2 separate regions of the Mus musculus genome follow, and region 1 is linked to region 2. The links are chromatin contacts, found by Hi-C or POLR2A ChIA-PET in ENCODE. All regions are on one chromosome and are shown on one strand. The core of a region is the stretch at or near the end of the contact, and the rest is flanking DNA. Distances in the headings are between cores, read along the strand shown. Region 1 holds the start of Eif5a (eukaryotic translation initiation factor 5A). Region 2 holds the start of Kctd11 (potassium channel tetramerisation domain containing 11).

Region 1 (5,680 bases), core at 233-2,732, 40 kb before region 2:
GGGTGGATAGTTCTACTGTGCTACACAAACACGTAATAATTCCAATTAAGTGCTTGCAAGCGTTCCAGTAAGTTGGAGATTAAGATATCATTTAATATCCTTACTTAGTGGTAAAGAAATTAAAAGTACAGTAATTTGAAGTGATTTCTCAAAACTATAGGTGGCAGTGCATGCCTTACATCCCAACACGAGAGGCAGAGGCAGGTGGATCTTAAGGCCAGTCTGGTCGACTGAGTGAGTTCCAGGACAGCCAGAGCTACACAGAGAAACCCTGTCTTGAAAAACAACAACAAAACCACCACTACCACCAAAAAGGTTTAGATTCCTAGACCAGATTTTTTTGTTTTGCTTTTGAGTCAAGAATTCACACTGTACAGACCAGACTGGCCTTGAACCCACCTGGCTCTTACAGGATTAAGGGAGTGCTCCACCACGCCTGCATTATCTAAGGAGTAGGAATCCTGATCGCTCATCTTTAGATAACGTCAAAGTAATTTAATATTGCACTGTTTTGTTTTTTTCTATTCTCCTGCTCCAGTTTCTCAAACTCAGAGATTACAGGCATCATAAATTTCAAGACCAACTTTATGTGCTGGCTTTATAACAAGTCTCAGCCTCCTAGCGATCTGGCAATAAAGTCTGTGTCGCCTGGTCCAGAGCCACTCTTCTCATAGGGAGTTTGATTTTGGAAGAAACATTAGACATTTCCTTTTAGAAACCTCAAGCCGACCTGGGAAAACAATCGGAAACGCTATGTAGTTCTCTTTATTTAGGATTTAGAAAGGAAAAGCTTCTATGCGAACCTTAGGAATCAACACTAACCAGGGTTTAGACAAGATGGTGGCTTGTATCGGATAGCTCTGGATACTGAAACTATAGCGCACAAGTTGTGTAAAGTACCGAAGCCGGGATGGTTGTAATCCGACCACACTAGCGTGAGAGCAGAGTCTCCCACGGAAAGCAGTCTCTTGAGCACGTGCAGAGCTGGGACAGCGATTCGGAGAAGAGCCACACACCTAACTAGAAAGGTTCTCAGAAACGTGTTTGTGAGTTGTTCAATTCCAGTTAAAGCCGAGGTGTGGCGCCTGCTCAGACGCATGCGTTCTTGACGCCGCAAGCAGCACAGTGGCGTGGTCTTTTCAACACCCCGCGTAGGGACGACGTCTGAGGTGGAAGGGGCGTTTAGGATTCCTAACACGCATGCGTTGAGACCCAGGCGTTTCCTTCGGAGGGTGTGGAGTGCAGGGTTCTGTATTGCGCAGCCGCAAGGGTTGCCCGGTAGAGCGAGCTGTCGCTCAAGGGGAGGGAAGAAGAGGTTGAAGGGATTTAAAAAAAAAAAAAAAAAACCCGGTGCGCCTGCGCATTGCCGACTGGTTGGAAGCACTACGGACTGGAAAGGGGCGGGGTCACGTGTGTGCGTCATCCGATGGGTAGGTGGGAGAGAGGGTGGAGATCGGGGAGGGTCCATGCGCTTGCGCAGTGCGGGGGTGGAAGGTGGTGGAGCTACCTAGCACGCTTGCGCGGCTGTCATAGGGCTGCTTGGTTGGTCAGTGGGGAGTCGGCGCCTGCGTACTAAGACCCGTGTGCAGCAGCGGCGGCGGCGCTAGAGGCGGCGGCGGCGGCGGCGGCAGCACAGTAGCGGGTTCGGAGGCAGCAGTTGGGCTCGCGGCGAGCGGACCAGGTCAAGTCAGTGCGTTCGCGCGAGGTGAGAGCGGGCAGGGCGCGCCTGCGCGTAACCTCGGTTTGAGCTACGAACGAGAGACGGAACTACGCGGGGGTCGGGGAGGGGGGCAGAAGGGAGCGGCGGCTGTCGCCGCACGGGTTCGGTGAGGGAGCGGCGCGAGGTGCGGAGAGGCGGGTGCAGGGCCCGGTTGGCGCGAGGGGTGACGGTTGGGGCCGGCCGGGTGACGTTGGAGCGACGCAGGGCGGGGGACGGCGAGCCGCGAGGCCGCCACGCGGGAGAGGCCGCCAGGCGGCCACGCCGGGGCGAGGGCCCGGGGCCAGATCGGCCCAGACAGGGCAAAGGCTCCTGTGCGGTTGAGGACCGGCGCTGCGCGGCCACGTGAGGTGGGGGAGGGGGCTGTTAGGTGAGGGCATGTGGAGGGGGTTGGCGGCCGGCGGGGGGAGGGGAGGCGGCATGGTCCTGGCCTGGCGCAGCTTTGGGGCAGGGGCAGCCGTAGCACCGGAAGTGTTCCCCATTGGAGGCTGCCCTCGGGGTCCGAGGCCATGCGGCCGAACGTTGACCGGGGCCGCATGGCTGCACGGGGACCCCTCCCCCCTGGCCCGGGCCACCGGAAGCCCCGGGCGACCACATGGTGGGCGCGAGCCGGCAACCCTCAGCGCAAGGAGCTCTGGTCTTTTTTGGGTTTCTCCGGAGCCTTGGATTTTGGCGTGCGGGAGAGACCCTACCCTTGGGTCTCACTCATCCCGCAGGGCCCGTTGCAGGCATATGTTAGTGTTCCCCAGCCTCATGGGCCTCTGGAGCTCATCCCTCAGTCTTCATATGAAGTGAGACGTCCAGCCAGATGTAAGTGGTACTGCTTTGCTGGGGAAACCGGGAAAAGTGGGGAAACTGAGGGCGATTGGACTGATGCCCAACTCTTTCTCGGCCCATGCCGACAGCGCCTGAAAGTAGTGAGCTTCTAGTTCCCCTGCGGTGATCTTCGATCTTCACCATGCCAGTGCCTTCCCTGTCGTGTTTTGTTTGGGAGTTACTGTGTTTTAAAGTCCTTTACTCTGCCAGCCTAGTACGATTTCTATTACTACTACGAATCTTTTGCTTTCATTTTATTGTCATTCACCACCCCTCACTTTCTACTGACTGTACAGGCTGGGCCTGAAAAGCCGACAGGACTGGTGCATCCTGGGAAAAGTGGGAGGGCCATCGACAAAAGGCTGAGTTCCCTTCGGGAACTGAGATCGAAATGTTTGGCAGTGGGATCCTTTAGGAAACTACTTTCTCTCCCTTGACTGCATCTGCAAGTGCACGTTGGAGGCGGGAATCCCCCAAAGAGGCCTTGTGGTTTCCTGTACCAATGACTGGCTTGTGTGTGGACAGGGTGGGGGGGTGGTGTAACAACTGGGTGGGGCCTTGTCCTCCGTCTCCACCCCTCCATTAGCCCCGCCCTTCAGCTGGCTCATTGCTGCTCACCTAATTATAGTCCTGGCAGAGTGTGGGGAAGAGGGGGTGGTTGGTTTCAGTGGCGAGTAACACCTGAGTCCTACTCGCTCCCGGGAAGTAGCCCTTTCCTCATCTCTGGGATTTGGCATCCCAACTCCCAGGAGGCTTCCTTTCCCTAGCCACAACTTTAGATGTCATTGTGGGGGCCCAGGGGATCCCCAGCTGTTTTACCCCCAATACTCAAGCTCTTCAATATGTTTGACTCCAGTTTCAAAGCAGGAAATGCAACTTTATTTAGGTGGGTAATGAATGAAGGGGAAGTGGATCAGTGTTTTAGGGAGGAATGGGATAGATCAGCGATCTCATTTAACCTCCATCGTTACTGACCCTAGTTCTCTTCTTGGCTTTAGTTGGAATCGAAGCCTCTTAAAATGGCAGATGATTTGGACTTCGAGACAGGAGATGCAGGGGCCTCAGCCACCTTCCCAATGCAGTGCTCAGCATTACGTAAGAATGGTTTTGTGGTGCTCAAAGGCCGGCCATGTAAGATCGTCGAGATGTCTACTTCGAAGACTGGCAAGCATGGCCATGCCAAGGTTAGAATCACCTCTCAACATCTTGCCTTCCCTGCAGCTCCCACACCCCTAGGACTCTGGGCAGTGAACTGTTGGCTCTAGTCTTGACCCCTTTTGCTGTTTTCCTTTTGTTCAGCACCCAGTTTTTTGCTCCAATTTAAAACTAAACTGTTCCCAGTTTCTTCTGTAGGGTACCTGTCATGCTATGTTTTTTTCCTCCCTCTTTGTGCTAGTTTTCTTTTGGTTTGTATATTCAGTTTCTTATTCTTGACCTTGGGCTCCTTGTCCAGGATTTCTCCAGTCAAGGACCCCTCCTCCCAAGGCAGCATTCTTGGGGTGCTCCAGTCTGCATTCTCTAATCACTGCTGCTGCTCCTTCAAATTCTGGCTTCCCCTTTGGGGTTGTGATAAATCTCAATGTCCTCTACCTTCTGCTGACTGTCCACTGTTCTTTGGTTTACTTAAGACGGCATTCTTTCTCTTAGCTTAGACTTTCTGACTAGTTGAAATTTTTGTGTTATATTTCCTATCCTTTGTTGACATTAAATATAAGGCGTGCTCCTCTTCTGTTTTCCTTGCATACTGACTGCACAGTCCCTCTGCTCTTCTCCTGGGTTATCGTCTTCAGATCTTTTACATTCCTTTGCTTCATTTTCTCAGCCTATTCCACTTGTCCACGTTTGTCCAAGAAACTTTTCCCCAGATACTTCCCCAATAAAATAAAACGGTCTCATGTACTCCAGGGTACCGTCAAACTTGAACTTCCTTCCACCTCTACCTCTCTAGTGCTGGGATTACAGGCATGTGTCACCATGATTGGCTTATGTGTTAGGCATCGGACCCAACGCCCTGTGCTGCTGGGCAAGTGTTGTGAGCAGTTGGGTGATATCCTCAGGTCTTGCCAGTCAGTTTTTGAGACTTGATGTAAATGAGTTCCCTGAGACTGACTTCCCTCACTTGCTAACCTTCAGATGTGATCTTTTAAGACCTTGAAGACTTTAGTATATCTTTCTCACTTGGTTCATTTATAATTCCTTAATCTTTACCCATAACATGGCACGCTCACCTCTCAGGCAGTAAGTGACACAGACATTTGTCTCATACTTCAAAAATTGATTTGTTGGGTTTCTCTTTATGATATATGTACACAGGTCCATCTGGTTGGCATTGACATTTTTACTGGGAAGAAATATGAAGATATCTGCCCGTCAACTCATAATATGGATGTCCCCAACATCAAACGGAATGACTTCCAGGTATGTTATTAGGATGAAGATGATTGGTGGCTTAGAAGAGTGTGTATGTGGGGGCGGTGTTGACTGCACCTTGTGGGGAAAGAGGGAGCTGGTAAAGGCTGTGGAGTGAAGGAAGTTGCTGTCACTGTAGTTGGTCTGTCCATTCTCTTATACTTAACCTACTTGTACCTGCTTTTAACTTCTCCCAGCTGATTGGCATCCAGGATGGGTACCTATCCCTGCTCCAGGACAGTGGGGAGGTACGAGAGGACCTTCGTCTGCCTGAAGGAGACCTTGGCAAGGAGATTGAGCAGAAGTATGACTGTGGAGAAGAGATCCTGGTACGATGCCCCCTCCTTGCTTTGTATGCTGCTTTGATCCTTAATTCGAAGTCTTTCAGTTAAGGCATCTCTGGACTGTCATTTTGCTTTTCCAGATCACAGTGCTGTCTGCCATGACAGAGGAGGCAGCTGTTGCAATCAAGGCCATGGCAAAATAACCGGCTTCCAGGTGAGAGAACGCACCCCCCACTGTCCCCACACTTACTGTTGAAGTTACATCCTATATCTTAAACATGATTTCTTTCTCTTGCCCAGGGTGGCGGTGGTGGCAGCAGTGATCCATGAGCCTACAGAGGCCCCTCCCCCAGCCAGGTTCTGCTCTGGCTGGGCCCTTGGCTGGACTCCTATTCAAATTTATTTGACGTTTTATTTTGGTTTTCCTCACCCCCTCAAACTGTCGGGGAGACCC
Region 2 (6,008 bases), core at 2,623-5,122:
AGTTCATTTCTCCAAAGTCCGCTCTCTGACCCTTGACTCCTGGGAACCAGAACTGGTGAAGGTAACTAGGGTTACTCGGGATATTGTGAAGACAGAGGACTGAGGAGTCTTTGAGGGCTCTGATACTCACCCAGTGACTCTCCCTCTTTCTCTTGCCCTCTTCTGGGCCTTCGAAGCTTATGTGCGAGCTGGGGAATGTCATCATCAACCAGATCTATGAGGCCCGGGTGGAGGCCATGGCGGTGAAGAAGCCAGGGCCCAGCTGCTCCCGGTGAGGTTGCGGTGGAGGCACCTAGGGCTTCCCTGTCGTGGAGAGGAATGGCAAAGAGGCCGAGGGACCAAAGGCTGTCTCCTCTAACCTCCAGGCAGGAAAAGGAAGCCTGGATTCATGCCAAGTATGTGGAGAAAAAGTTCCTGACCAAACTTCCTGAAATCCGTGGACGAAGAGGTGGCAGGGGACCCCCAAGAGGACATCCTCCTGTGCCCCCAAAGCCTCCCATCAGGCCACACTCGGGCATTGTCAGATCCAAATCAGGTAGAGAGTCCAACTCATTGCTGTACACTCAGTACTGGCCAGGCCCTAGAGGGAGGCAGAATGTGAGGTCCAGGCTGTCCCTTGGAGGAGGTTGGGAGGAGCAGAGTACAGTCAGGAGGTCACAGTGGGGTGTGACATTGACATGAGGAAAAGTATGGGCTGGAGTATGGTCAGGAAGAGCCACAGAGAGGGGCATCTCCAGAGAGAGGTTGAACTTGGCATCTCCAAAGGTTTGAAAAGAAGGAAGGGTTATGAGCCTTGTCTGGGCGGGGGAAGGTAAGCACTGAATCTGTCAGGGAGTCAGCTCACCTCTGGCATCCAGCCAGTCTGGGGAGATGAGCAATGCTATCTCTTCCACACCCAGGGCCCTGCACACACACAACACACATACCAACACGTATACACATCCACAGCGCTCCCGTTTCTCACCACAGCTCTGAGTCACAAGGGACTCCCCACAATTTGGACGTGACTTATCCCACTGCAGCACCTGGGGACTTTGCTGAAGATTTTCTTTCTAGACCCGGCACTGATACTCCTTAACAGAATTAAATCCACTTGACAGAGTGCCCGTCTGATGACATGGGAAGCCTGCACCCTGGGGCCCTGCTGTTTCAAGCTGCTGGACATCCCCCATCTCTTCCTACCATGGCTGATGCCCTGGCCCATGGAGCTGATGTCAACTGGGTCAATGTGGGCCAGGGGAATGCCACACCTCTGATCCGGGCCACAGCTGCTGTGAGGACCATGCTGACCTCCCCAACTCTACCCTAGAGCTCTCCCTGGGGTCTCCTTCCCATAGGGCAAGATAAATAATATAGACTAAGTGTTTGAAGTGTGATTTGGAGGTGGTGAATTAGATTTTTCGTCTGCTACTTACATGAGCTTTTAAACAAGTTGTCAATATCCCTGTGACTTAGTCTCCTCAATGTAAAATAAGGAAGCAGACCGGAGAGATGGCTCAGAGGTTAGGAGCTCATGCTGCGTTTGCTCAGGATCAGTTCCCAGCATCTACAAGGCAGCACATAACTGTAACTCCAGTGCCAGGAGATCCAGCGCCCTCTACTGGCCCCCTCATTCACTGCATGTGACACACAGACATACATGTAGGTAAAACACCTATACACATAAAATAAAAATAAAACAATCTTTAATTAAAAAAAAAAAGAGGGACAGCATGACTCATCAGGGTGCAGGATATGCTTTGGGGAGGGACAGATTTTCTCTGTGTAGCCCTGGCTGTCCTGGAACTCACTCTGTAGACCAGGCTGGCCTTAAACTCAGAGATTTGCTGGCCTCTGCCTCCTGAGTGGTGGGCTTTAGATTAAGACATGTGCTACCACTGCCTGGCTTTTTTTTTAATGTGCATTGGTGTTTTGCTTGCATGTATATATATGGGAGGGGGTTCCCTGGAACTGGAGTTACAGGCATTGTGGGTGCTTAGGACTGAATCTGACTCCTTTGGACGAGTAGCTGGTGCTTTTAACCACTGAGACATCTCTCCAGTCCCGGGATAGATTTAATATATGAGCATCTAAAGGTCGAGGACCAAGCCTGACACCTCACTGAGCCCTGAAACATCCAAAAATCCACCTCTAAAAATGCCATCTTCTTGATCTCTATGCAGAACTCTCTTCTGGCCTGCGAGTTTCTCCTCCAAAATGGGGCGAATGTGAACCAAGCAGACAGTGCCGGCCGGGGTCCTCTCCACCATGCCACCATTCTTGGTCACACAGGGTAGGGAGCCATGGAAATGGCACCATGGGGAGGAAGCTTTCTGGGAGTGAAATTGGGGGATGCCTGTTGCTGAATTTAGCTCTCTTCTCTAGGCTCGCTTGCCTGTTCCTGAAACGGGGTGCTGATCTGGGGGCTCGAGACACAGAAGGCAGGGACCCTCTGACTATCGCAATGGAAACCACTAATGCTGACATCGTAACCCTGTGAGTATGCCGAAGGGGCAGACTGATGCTTGGACAGTCCTCGTTGGGGTGAGACTAACGTCAAAACCTGACTTGGAGGGTGAGGTCTGGGGTGTGTGTGTGTGTGTGTGTGTGTGTGGAGAGGGGTGTGGAGCAGGAGCATGGACCAGTTGGGTGAGATACTGAGAGTTCACCTGGGGAGCCATTATTAGGACACCAACATTGCAAAAATGTTCGTGAGTGTAAGCTTTTATCTTTAAGCACTAGTTATGGACAGACATTTTTAAGGAGTGACACAACTCAAGAATTGGACAGAGGATGGGGATTTGGCGAAGTTCCAGGTCTTTTACTCCTTAATCCCCACCCTTCAGGCTACGATTGGCAAAGATGAGGGAGGCTGAAGCGGCCCAGGGCCAGGCAGGTAAAGTAACCACGTATTTCACCCCGACCCCGACCCCAGGTCCATACCGAAATGCCTGACCCCTTAGTACCCAACTGCATTAATACCATTGTTTATTCAACAAACATGTTTTGGGCACAGCGAACGTGCCTGACCTGTGGAACAAAGGTACTGTACTTAGGATGCACCCACACTTTAAAGTGCTTACCCTGCCAGGACCACCCCTACTGTGTAGCCCGGCTGTCCAGCCTCCCAGTCTTTCCTCTGATTTCCTTAGGAGACGAGACGTATCTCGACATATTCCGAGACTTCTCCCTCATGGCGTCGGACGACCCAGAGAAACTGAGCCGTCGCAGTCACGACCTCCATACTCTGTGATTCCAGGCTCCTCCCCACCCTGCCCCATTGAAGTCTCCATTAAAGTCTCTCAGCTTGGCTTCTTTCTTAGTTCATTTACTGTGCGCCACCTGGGGGCCCGGCAGAGTGTTTGGCACACTGGCCACCCAGGTGCGGGTAGCCGTGGTTACTCAAGAGGCTAGGGTTTCTCTAAAGGAGGAAGTTGACTAGCACCCGGTGGCTTGGCGGGAGGGGCTTTCGAGCCCAGGGGACCAGGGAAGCCACCGCGTGGGAACCTGGGCTCGCTGGGATGGCCCGAAGGCATCCCGGGAATGCGATGGCTCAGCATCCGCCCCCTCGGGAGTTCCCGACCGGGATCCAACCCGGAGACGTGGATTCTCTCAGACTAGAAGGATGGACTGGAGACTCCATCCTCGACTAAGTTGTACTAGTGAGGTCATGCACATCTGCAGGGAACGCGGGGCCGTCGCGGCCACATCCGCAACGAAGCCTGTGAATCATTCCACCCCCGCTCCAGTCGGCCGGTCCAGCCTGTTCGCCCCATCTCTCGCACTGGCAAGGCCGGCTCCCACCCATAGCAGAGCCCGGCCAGCCCACGGGGGCGTAGGGCGGGGCGCTAAGGGGCGGGACTGTCGCTTAAAGGGCCACTGACCGCTGCCCTTAGGCCACTTCCTGGGGGTGGAGAGGACCTCAGTGCCTGCTGCGACAACCCAGGAAGGCGGTAACGCCCGAGCCCTGAGACACTGTTCCCAACAGAGTCCCGGGACACTCTCAGCTCTGACTGCAAGAGCATCGCCTCTCCCAAGCCATACAGAACTGCTGGCTACCGGCTCCTATCAGTTGCGCCTCCATCTTTTGGGACACACGCCCCTAACCCTGGCTGGGCCTCTGAACAGGTCCTCGGAACCCGACGTGGACTCTACAACTACAAAAGCTCAGAAACTCAAACTGATCCTTTCAGCGTCCGACCGGTGCTCACCACCGTCACCTGCTGGTTGAATTTCGGAAACCCACTGTCTGAAGAGTACAGGAGGGAATCGCTGACCACGCACAATCAGAAGCGTCTGGACCAAAAGCTCCCTGATCCTGTCTGGCTGCCGTCTGTTCCTTTCATCGGTTCTTTCATCCTCTCGGGGATTTTTGTGTCCTGAAGCCCCCAACCACCACCAAAGTAGCTTGGGTGAGCTACAAACTTTACTGTCTTGTTCTCCAACCTCTGCCTCCAACTTAGCAAGTCTGAACGTTACCACCCAATTCTTTCCAAACCCCCAAATATCTGCTTTTTCCTTCTCCTTGCCTGTCTCTTATATTACCCAAAATTTCCCCCCCTCCTGTGTCCTCTTTACCCCCTTCCTTTGGGGGTCCCGTGACCCTAAATGTGGGGGGAACACTATATTCCACTACACTGGAGACCCTGACTCGCTTCCCAGATTCCATGCTGGGGGCCATGTTTAGGGCTGACACCCTAATGCCAGCCAACCTTAACCCGCAAGGAGATGGCCATTACTTCATCGACAGGGATGGCAAGGCTTTCCGGCACATCCTCAATTTTTTGCGGCTAGGCCGTCTGGACCTGCCCCGTGGGTACGGAGAAACTGCCCTTCTTAAGGCAGAGGCTGACTTCTACCAGATCCGGCCCCTCCTGGATGCCCTGCGGGAATTGGAAGCCTCTCGGGGTACACCTGCATCCACAGCCGCCCTACTCCATGCAGATGTAGATGTCAGCCCCCGCCAGGTGCACTTCTCCGCTCGAAGGGGCCCCCACCACTATGAGCTGAGCTCTGTCCAGGTGGACACCTTCCGAGCCAACCTCTTCTGCACTGACCCTGAGTGTCTGGCTGCCATGCGCAACAGATTTGGTGTGGCCATTGGGGACAGGGCAGAAGGAGGTCCACATTTTCGGCTAGAGTGGGCCTCCCGCCCCCAGGAACTCCCTGAAGTAGAGTATCAAAGACTGGGGCTGCAGCCACTGTGGACTGGGGGGCCAGAAGATCGTCGGGAGGTAGCGAACACGCCTACATTCCTGGAGGAGGTGCTACGGGTGGCTCTGGAACATGGCTTCCGCCTGGACTCTGTCTTCCCAGACCCTGAAGACCTTCTGAACTCTAGATCCTTGCGCTTTGTGCGCCACTGAGGGTGCTGCCCTCCACTTGACTGCAGAGGAGGGGGATGAGTCAGCCAAGGGGCCTGTGGCTCTTCTAAAACCTCTTTCTAGTACTGGTGTGGTAGCTATGAAAGTCAGGGATTCCACCATACCTGGCCAGAGCCTAGAGCTGGGGTTCCCAGATCGAGCTGCCCCCTTCCACCCCACAAGACTCACGAATGGTCCAGAAGGTCTACGCGGGGGCTTATCCTGGGAAAGCATCGTGGATTCTCTAGCCTGTTTTTGCTTGAGGATGGGTCCTCTGTATTCAGAAGTGTGGCAAAGTAAGATAGCACCTCTTTGCCCAGGCTAAACCTAGCAGAGCTCTGGCGGGTTGAGCACTAGGTGGGAGGACTTTGACTTATCAAATGTAACCTGCTCCCTAGACTGTGGTTTCCTTTACTGGAGCTGACATCTTATCCTACAGTAACCATTAAGAGGCCAGGACTCTCTGGGAGGTTTCTTTACTATGTTCCAAGCCACCTATTGTGGGACACTCCATCCTAGGGTGACATAGGGAGCAAGGAGAACCTCCATCAACACGGGGGCTAGAGCTCCCTTCTGGAATTCCAGAGGATCCTGTATGGAAGTGGGGCTGGACCATGGTGTCCAGAGGCCTCTTTCATGTGTGTGCGCCTGCCAGTCAATAGATCT

Evidence for each region. A loop is a pair of places that touch in the nucleus more often than their neighbours do. ChIA-PET counts read pairs that join two places held with the same protein, here RNA polymerase II (POLR2A).
Region 1: a loop to region 2 is called in a map of heart, with 5 times the contacts of the local background. The contact joins the promoter of Eif5a here to the promoter of Kctd11 in region 2. A Hi-C loop is called at or near these places in 8 of 37 maps with a recorded cell type or tissue (CH12.LX, heart and v-Abl transformed pro-B cells). POLR2A ChIA-PET finds 5 or more read pairs at or near these places in 5 of 5 experiments (Patski and embryonic stem cell).

The regions. Positions count from the first base shown.
Region 1 is chr11:69,917,188-69,922,867 of GRCm38, reverse strand. It overlaps Eif5a (eukaryotic translation initiation factor 5A), which reads left to right and starts at 1,482. Exons shown (of 6, transcript NM_181582.4): 1 at 1,482-1,705; 2 at 3,532-3,717; 3 at 4,847-4,951; 4 at 5,140-5,271; 5 at 5,367-5,440; 6 at 5,527-5,680. The coding sequence starts at 3,553. The coding sequence ends at 5,429.
Region 2 is chr11:69,878,849-69,884,856 of GRCm38, reverse strand. Kctd11 (potassium channel tetramerisation domain containing 11) reads left to right here and starts at 3,872. Exons shown (of 1, transcript NM_153143.4): 1 at 3,872-6,008. The coding sequence starts at 4,647. The coding sequence ends at 5,345. It overlaps Acap1 (ArfGAP with coiled-coil, ankyrin repeat and PH domains 1), which reads left to right. Exons shown (of 22, transcript NM_153788.3): 15 at 1-61; 16 at 177-271; 17 at 366-535; 18 at 1,101-1,273; 19 at 2,163-2,272; 20 at 2,365-2,475; 21 at 2,826-2,875; 22 at 3,132-3,290. The coding sequence ends at 3,232. Mir6924 (microRNA 6924) reads left to right here and starts at 2,763; the gene lies at 2,763-2,825.